Regions from separate parts of the Homo sapiens genome. Here region 1 is linked to region 2. Evidence: chromatin contacts called from ENCODE Hi-C or POLR2A ChIA-PET data. All regions are on one chromosome and are shown on one strand. Each heading gives the region's core, a stretch centred on a gene start or an enhancer-like site at or near the end of the contact. The rest is flanking DNA. Distances are from core to core; before and after follow the strand shown. Region 1 holds the start of METTL16 (methyltransferase 16, RNA N6-adenosine). Region 2 holds the start of YWHAE (tyrosine 3-monooxygenase/tryptophan 5-monooxygenase activation protein epsilon).

Region 1 (4,438 bases), core at 689-3,188, 1.1 Mb after region 2:
GCCTGTAATCCCAGCTACTCGGGAGGCTGAGGCAGGAGAATCACTTGAACCCAGGAGGTGGAGGTTGCAGTGAGCCAAGATCGTGCTACTGCACTCCAGCCTTGGTGACAGTGAAACTGTCTCAAAAAAAAAAAAGAAAAAGAAAATGTTCTTTCTTGTGATTCTGGCAAGCAACAAAAAAAAGTAAACTAAGAGTAATTTCTTTAAACTGATGGAAAATATTTTCCCAATTTATGGGGGACATGTGACATTTATGCGGTATTTGTTCCACGCATAGAATGTGTGCTGATCAAGTCAGAGTATATGGGGTATTCACCACTTTGAGTATTTTTTATATCTATGTATTGGTAACATTTCAAGCCCTCTCCTAGCTATTTTGAAATATACATTGTTGCTGACTTTAGTCACCATATCCTAACAGTGACTTCAAGAGACAGTGGCATGTTAGGGCTCTGCCACACATTAAGGAAAATTCTACAGACTACATAGCTGACATCAGTGCACACACAACATAATACTCTGAATATATGTGAAACAAATTAAATTACAGACATGGCAGATTCGATTCATTTCCTACATTATTCAACTTTTCTGGTCAGAACAGATACAGAATGAGTAAATACAACCACTTCTTTTCTAACTAACCTCCCAATATAGGCAATGAGTTCTTAGCTAAATATAACCTATTCTTCAGAGTTTAACTGGGCATCAATTCTTTTTTTTTTCTTCTTGTTGAGACAAGGTCTTCCATTCTGTTGCCCAGAGTGCAATGATGGAATCATAGCTCCCTGCAGCCTCCAACTCCTGAGATCAAGCAATCCTCCCGCCTGAGCCTCCCAAGCAGCTGGGACTACAGGTACAGAGCACTGCACCTGGTTAATTTACTTCATTTTTTGTAGAAAGGGAGTCTGGCTTTGCTACCCAGGCTCTAGCTTCAATTTTCTACACAGAATTTACCCATCTGGCATTCCATATATTTTACTTACTTTAAAAAATCTCCCGTCAGTAAGTTTCAAGAGGGTAAATATTTTGTCTGTCTTGTTCACCGCATATCCCAACGCCTAAAATAGGGCCTAAGAGAGTAGGCACTCAAGTATTTGTTGATTGAAACCACGATAGAACTCTTCCCTGTCTGGACCACCGACACAAAGCACCCTCACTGAGTTTCAAAAAAAGCTCAGCCCATGGACTGGAACTTTTCTTCCCGGTTACTTGAGTCAGTCCAGAAAGCCACAGTTAATAGTAGAACCCTGAGAATGAGGCTTTCCCTTTTTTTTTTTTTCTTTCTCATCTCCATGCTTCTGTTTCCTTGGTTCCTCTTGACCATTAACCCTCTTCAACTACCACTCTCTTGATACACAGCCTGTAAAACAGTCTAAATTCCAATTTCAGAACTTCAAATTCTTTCTGCACAGATCCCTCCCACTTCCACACCAATCTACATCTTCTCTCTTCGCCTTCTCTCATAAATCCGACGTTTCCCACTAGTCCTGCCACTGCCGTTCTTTCCATGCCCTCATTTTATCAGCTCAGTTTGTCTTCCCGCCTCAGTTTTGGATCTCTCTAAACCTCCTAAACACCGGGGAGTCTTTCCTACTTCAGTCCTAGTCTCTATTCTATTCGCCAACTCCTCCCACTCATCCACTCTCAACACCCCCGCGTGCGCACACACAGCCACATCAGGTCTCCCCTCCTAGACCCCGAAGTCGGCACCTCACTAGCCCAAAACTCAAGAATGAGGAACCCGTGTGATCCACGGGTTAAGTGACCCATGATAGTAAATCTGCGTGAGAGATATAAGTGACCCACCTCTGAGGCCGAGGTTCCTGCCAGACGTCGTGTCTGGCGTGGGCCTGTACAACCCTAGAATCTTAAAGCAGCCGCATAGCGAAGCTCCTAGAAACGCAGATGATACGCTCCCAGCGCGCCGCCATCTTGTGAAGCCATCTAGCCTCGTGATTGGACACATCCCTCTCGCGCGACCTGTGGCTGATCTTGAAGAAAGAAGAAACCCTCGCGACACCTGGGGTTTGCTGCTCCTAACAGAAGGCGCGGGGGCGTGGTGACGAGCGGAGTCCTTTGAGGTATGGCAGGAGGAGGACATGCGTTCGAATTCGCGAGAAAACTTATTTAAAAGAAAAAGAAACAAGTTTTCCGGGCCCTGCTGCAGACTTACCTCTCACACTCACTGGGATTGGGCAGGTTATGAAGATGAGGGTACGAGACTTGGGTGTGATGGCGTGCAGTGAGCCCTTTTTGTGCAACAGGTGTGTCCTCAGCCGATGTCTCACTCACTGAATTGTAAGAGATATAAGCCTGTGGGTTGGGGAAGAGTACTCTCGTTTACAGCGAAAGAACTGAGGATCCGGCCGGACGCGGCGGCTCACGCTTGTAATCCCAGCACTTTGGGAGGCTGAGGCGGGCAGATCACCTGAGGTCAGGAGTTCAAGACCAGCCTGGACAACATGGTGAAACCCCGTCTCTACTAAAAATACAAAAATTAGCCGGGCGTGGTGGCGGGCGCCTGTAATCCCAGCTACTCGGGAGGCTGAGGCAGGAGAATCGCTTGAATCCGGGAAGCGGAGGTTGCAGTGAGCCAAGATCGCACCACTGCACTCCAGCCTGAGCGAAAGAGCAAGACTCTGTCTCAAAAAAAAAAAAAAAAGGGGGGGCCTGCCTACGTCCTCGTCGTTAATGTGAACGCTTCTGGCAAACTATTACCATAAAATTGGGAGATAGTAAGGATTAAGGAATGGAGACTTATACACAAGTGAGTACCAGTAGTCACCCAAGGAAAGCTGAGGAGGTGTTTTCATAATCTGTTGTGTAACAAACCGCCCCAAAACGTAAGACTTAAAACAACCACCATTTTACTTGCTCACAGTTCTGCAATCTGGGCTGGGATTAGCCCACCCGTTCTGCTGGTCTTGCCAGTGGTCATAGCAACAAGTGGGGGCTGGTTCCGCTGAAAGAACTGGGTCTCTCTCCCTGTAGTCCAAGTTCTCTCCCTGTCCACGTGGCCTTTCCATGTAATTTGTCTAGCAGAGTAGGATGACATTTTTTTTTTCCCCCGAGATGGAGTTTCTTATTGCCCAGGCTGGAGTGCAATGGCGCCATCTCGGCTCACTGCATGCAACCTCTGCCTCCTGGGTTCAAGCGATTTTCTTGCCTCAGCCTCCCAAGTAGCTGAGTAGCTGAGATTACAGGCGCCCGCCACCATGCCCAGCTAATTTTTTGTATTTTTAGTAGAGACGGGGTTTCATCCTGTTGGCCAGGCTGGTCTCAAACTCCTGACCTCAGATGATCCACCCGCCTCGGCCTCCCAAAGTACTGAGATTACAGGCATGAGCCATCGTGCCCCGCCAGAATACTTCTTACATGTTGGCTCGGGGCTCCCAAAAGGGCAAAAGTGGAAGCTGCCAGGCCTTCTTAAAGCGTAGGTGCAGAACTAGCACCTTGGCTATATTCTTGGTTAAAGCAAGTAGAAGGGCTAGCCCCAATTCAAGGGGAGGGGACTATGCCAGGGTCCCTTCCAATACTGGAAGGCATGGTTCATTTCAGCAACCAATGTAACATATTACCACAGAAAGTTTTCCATCTTTGGTTGGTAGTGGCTTTGATACTAGTTATGGCATTTTATTTAGTGCATGCTGCTGGAAAGGTAAAAGAAAAGATGGCCTCGGAGATAGGACTGGTGGGGTTGAAGTGATTGTATTTAAGATATTGGTAACTTTCTGTTAGCTCCAAAGAGCAACCCAGTTTACCTGTAGGTCGGGCCAGAGAGACCCTAGTAGCACTGCAGCTGGGAAACCTGGCCTTTAATCCTGCCCCCACCATTTACTAACCCTGTGAGTATGGGCAATTTGCTTAAACACTTGAAGGCTTAGTTTGCTCAATATTACAAAATAGGATAATAATCTCATGGGGTTGTGAGAATTAAATCAGATAATGCATATAAAACAGCAGAATGTCTAGTATATAGTGAGTTCCTAATAATAATAATATTGTTCCTTATAACTTCTCTGGTCAGTTTTTTTTAAGTATTCCATAAAGATAAAACATTTTAATAACTGAAAATTTTTAAATAATTTAAATAATACATAAAGATATCAGAAAGACAAAAATTATCTAAAATCTCACCACTCACAGCCAAGCACCATCAAATTTGGGTAACCTTACTACTAAACCTCTATATCTCATAAGGATATATAACCAAATAATTTTTATACAAATAATAATATATATTTGTATATATATGTAATTACATATATATACACACACACACATGCACATATACTCAAATATAACTCTTGGAGATTCTTCCACTTCCAACAATATAGCTCTTTATTGTTCTTTGTGATAGGTGCACAGTATTCCATTGAATGCATATAACACTTTTTTTTTTTTTTTTGAGACAGAGTCTCTCTGTCGCCCAGGC
Region 2 (4,383 bases), core at 1,211-3,710:
CACAGGTAGAAATTCCTGGTTTCTGTCTCCTCCTCCTCCTCTCCTTTCCACTGAGTCCCTACCTTATGCCCCAAGTCACAGCAATAGCTCCTCACCTTGTAGATCCTATTTCCTTACCCCTTTAGATCCTGAAGGGGACACCTAACATTAACAACTGTAATAATGTGGCTGTATCAGAGTCCCATGTTCAATAACCAATAAGGGCTCTGGTCAGAAATCCTCACCACTCACATCAAAAATATAATTATCACTAACCTGTACTTTATTTGGAAACTACAATCACAAGCTTTCAAATCAGTTTTTTAAAGGAGCTTTCAAAAAGAAAAAGACCTTTCCTCACATCCTTTCTAGTTATCACAGCAAGTTTACTTAAAAAGCCCCAATACCCACAAAATAGAAAGCATTCAAGTACAATTTGTTTCCTCCCAAGAACACTAACAGATTAAGAGGGGAACATCTGGAGATGAGGGGGCGGAGGAGGAGACTTCCAATACAAGCACATTCATATCTCTTTGATTTTTAAACACTGAAATAAAGACAAAGCAGACCTTGAGCTGTACTTCCCCATCTTATCCCCCCCCCCAACAGGAACCTTGTTGAATACAAATAGCAATTTAAGAATTTACAAGACGAAATTTAGTTCACTATATTTCCTAAATATGAGTTCTAGAGGCCTTGTCTTATTTTCAAATCCCTGAATCTTATTTCTGATGATAAGGGGGACTAACCCTGAGGTTATTCACATGACTAAATCCGCATTTCGAGGAAAGCAAGGGCCCTAACATTTTGAAATATAGGTATTTTAATTAGGAAAAAAATCTAAGAATCAAAGATACTTGATTCCAACCATGTCTCACCCCACCCTACCACGCAAAAGCATTAAAACCACAGGACCCACAGACATGACCTTTCGTTTAATACTACAGTATCGCACAATTATAAATGTGTGGGTATTTCAAAAGGTGGTCCAAAAGGTGGACTGGGAGAGAGGATTAAGAATAAACTTCCTGACAATGACTGGACAGACACAATGGACATTCGATGAAGTTCTGAAAAAGGACTGGAGAACCCATTAGGGGCAAAAGAACAACGAACAAAGAGGACCTACTAATATTTCTACATAAACCCATTTATTTAAAACGGAAAAAAAGAAAGCAACAGGATCTTCAACCTTCATAACTCAAAAAACCCAGCCTCAGCCGAGCGCCTGGAATAGGTTAAGATCCCCCACGAAGTACAGACCAGCATTCCGAGCCTGCAGAGTCAACCAAAATACAGTTACTGAACACTATTGGAAATAACTTTATTTCAACAGGTCTTCCCATTTGTCATCACGGTGCGCACAAACTGTAAAGTCATCGTTTTTACAAACGGGGGGACGGAGGCTCGGGCTCTACAAAGGCTCGAACTCTCAGAGTCGTGGCCTCCTGGTTCTATCCATCAGAACCCACGGGTGATGGAGCCAGAGAAAGGTTACAGGAACTTCGAGATCTCCTGTTTTAAGTCTGAGGAAAGGGAGGGAGTGAGGATTTTCTGGGCCTCCCCAGAAGACGACGAGGAGGAAAAGCCCCGAAACCCCTCACTACGAGGTGCCGGCCTACGGGAAAGAAACCCGATCGCAGCATGGGAGCCTGCCACCGCCCGAAGACGAACTGCAGTGATTCCCACTCACCCCTCTCCCCCCACCATCATCCACGACTGTCCCCCACCTCAGGCCTGAGGAAGCCCATCGCTCTCAAAGGTCCTCCTTTGTGAGACTCCACGGCCGCCGCCCCACACGGGGCCTCCGGGGAAAAGCCACCGCCCCCACCCGCCATATTTCCCTGAAAGGCGCCCGCGCTACAGCTCCCGGTCTTCGCTCTCTCCCATGTGGCGGGTGCTGCTTCCCCCGTCACCCCACCCAATTGTTCTCCACATCCCAAGGCCGTCCCAGAAGCTCCCATGAGGGTGGCTCGTTCGGAGACAGCACCCGCCATCTCCTCCCCCTCCCCCGCCCCGGGACTCGCCCTCCCCCCAGCCGCCATTTTACAACCAACTCCTCCACCCCGTCGCCCCGGCCTCCCGGCCCGCGAGTTGTTTGCAGTTAAGGACGGCGAAGGGGTCACATTCCAGGGCATAGAGCCTCCCATCGCCCCGGGAGCTCCCAGGCCATTTCCTGCTTCCCGAACCCAAGCCCCCGGGCCAGGCTCGCAGACGATGCCGCCATTTTGTCTCCTGTTCCCGGCCTCTGTGGGCGGCGGCAGAGGGTCCGAGAATTCCAGCCCCCCGTTGCCCCCCCAACTCACCGTCGTATCGCTCAGCCTGCTCGGCCAGCTTCGCCTGGTACACCAGATCCTCTCGATCATCCATAGCGGCAGCGGCTCCGGCAGGGTCTGCGCGACGGATGGAAGCGGATAGTGTCTCCGACTCTCTCAGCCTCTCGCTCCGCGTCCGGGCAGCAAAAATGGCGGCGCCTCAATCCGGGACTTCCGCCTGCGCACGCGGACAACTGCTCAGCTCTATGGCAACCGCTCCCTGGCAACTGGCGCGGGGGGCGGGTCCTGGAACTCGGCGCCCGAAGCGGCTGGAACGAGCGCACGAGACGCCTCTCCTCTGTCGGCTCAGCGGGCGCCGGAGCCCAGAGGCGGGAACTGCGACTGCCGAAAGGGAGCGGCCCCCGGGGAACGAGAAGGGCTGAGGCGGGGCCGGCCGGGACTGCTCCTGAAAAAAGCCAGCGAGAGACCTGGGTCAGACCGGGGCCCGAGGCCCGACCTGCGGAAAAGAACGACGGAGGCTGTAACGGTTTCTGTCATGGCAGGTCTTCTTTCCCGAAATCTGAGGCTGTCACTACCGCGCCCTGGTTTTCTTTTCTTTTTTCTTTTTTCTTTTTTCTTTTTGAGACGGAGTTTCCCTCTTGTTCCCCAGGCTGGAGTGCAGTGGTGCGATCTCGGGTTACCACAACGTCCGCCTTCCCGGGTTCAAGTGATTCTGCTGCCTCAGCCTCTCGAGTAGCTGGGATTTCAGGCCCCCGCCACCACCCCCAGCTTTTGTATTTTTAATAGAGATGGGGTTTCACCATGTTGGCCAGGCTGGTCTCGAACTCCCGACCTCAGATGATCCGCCCCCCCTCGGCCTCCCAAAGCGCTGGGATTCCAGGGGTGAGCCACCGCGCCCAGCCCACGTCCTAGTTTTCTCGGCCAAGCCTGGTCATGGGCCTTTTTCAGACACTTTTAGACTCAGGGTAACGAACCGGGCCCTGGCCGGGCGCGGCGGCTCATGCCTGTCATCCCAGCACTTTGGGAGGCCAAGGCGGGAGGATCACAAGGTCAGGAGTTCGAGACCAGCCTGGCCAATATAGTGAAACCCCGTCTCTACTAAAAATACAAAAAATTAGCTTGGCATGGTGGTGCATGCCTGTCATCCCAGCTACTCAGGAGGCTGAGGCAGGAGAATCTCTTGAACCCGGGAGGCGGAGGTTACAGTGAGCCGAGATCCTCCCATTGCACTCCAGCCCAGGCGACAGTGTGAGACTGTGTTTCAAAAGAAAAATTATATATATATACAAAAATTAGCTGGGCGTGGTGGTGCATGCCTGTAATCCCAGCTACTCCAGAGGCTGAGGCAGGAGAATCGCTTGAACCCGGGAGTGGGAGGGTGCAGTGAACCGAGAGCACACCATTGCACTCCAGCCTGGGCAACAAGAGCACAACTCTGTCTCAAAACAAAGAAAAAGAAAAAAAACGAACTGGGCCCTGTTACAGTTGTCAGGGACAGGGGAGCTCCAGTTTTCACGCCTCAACTTTCCCCTCACACTGATCTTTGTCTTCTCCTGTTTAACCTTTTTCCCTCCCTAGGCCCACTATGAATAGGAGCAGGGAATTTGTTAGATGAGGGTGGTGTGGAGTACATGGTACAGAAGAGTTGGACCAAGATCAAATAAAGATTGTGGAGGCAGGAATAACTCAGTGAACATTGCTTCAGCTTCTGGCGCTTGGGAGGCCCATGCGGAAGGATGACTTGAGCCCAGCCTGGGCAACATAGCGAGACTCCATGTCTATAAAAACGTTTTTTTTTTTTTTTATTTGAGTCGGCATCTCGCTCTGTTGCCCAGGCTGGAGTGCAGTGTCGTGATCTCGGCTCACTGCAACCTCCACCTCCCGGGTTGAAGCAATTCTCCTGCTTCAGCCTCCCAAGTAGCTGAGACTACGGGCACATGCCACCACACCCGGCCAATTTTTTGTATTTTTAATAGAGACGGGGTTTCACCATGTTAGCCAGGGTGGCCTCGATCTCCTGACCTCGTGATCTGCCCACCTCGGCCTCCCAAAGTGCTGGGATGACAGGCCTGAGCCATATCTTAGCAGTTTCAGAGGCTGAAGCAGGAGGATCTCCTGAGTCCAGGAG

What was found. Hi-C counts contacts between places; a loop is a spot of excess contacts on that map. ChIA-PET counts read pairs that join two places held with the same protein, here RNA polymerase II (POLR2A). Pooled maps may share reads with other maps.
Region 1: a loop to region 2 is called in a pooled map, with 5 times the contacts of the local background. The contact joins the promoter of METTL16 here to the promoter of YWHAE in region 2. A Hi-C loop is called at or near these places in 1 of 50 pooled maps. POLR2A ChIA-PET finds 5 or more read pairs at or near these places in 2 of 52 experiments (B cell and activated T-cell).

What each region holds. Positions count from the first base shown.
Region 1 is chr17:2,509,950-2,514,387 of GRCh38, forward strand. METTL16 (methyltransferase 16, RNA N6-adenosine) reads right to left here and starts at 1,939. Exons shown (of 10, transcript NM_024086.4): 1 at 1,810-1,939. RefSeq lists enhancers at 1,810-2,019, 2,090-2,139.
Region 2 is chr17:1,397,762-1,402,144 of GRCh38, forward strand. YWHAE (tyrosine 3-monooxygenase/tryptophan 5-monooxygenase activation protein epsilon) reads right to left here and starts at 2,461. Exons shown (of 6, transcript NM_006761.5): 1 at 2,286-2,461. The coding sequence starts at 2,349. RefSeq lists enhancers at 1,046-1,683, 1,684-2,321, 2,322-2,959, 3,902-4,383.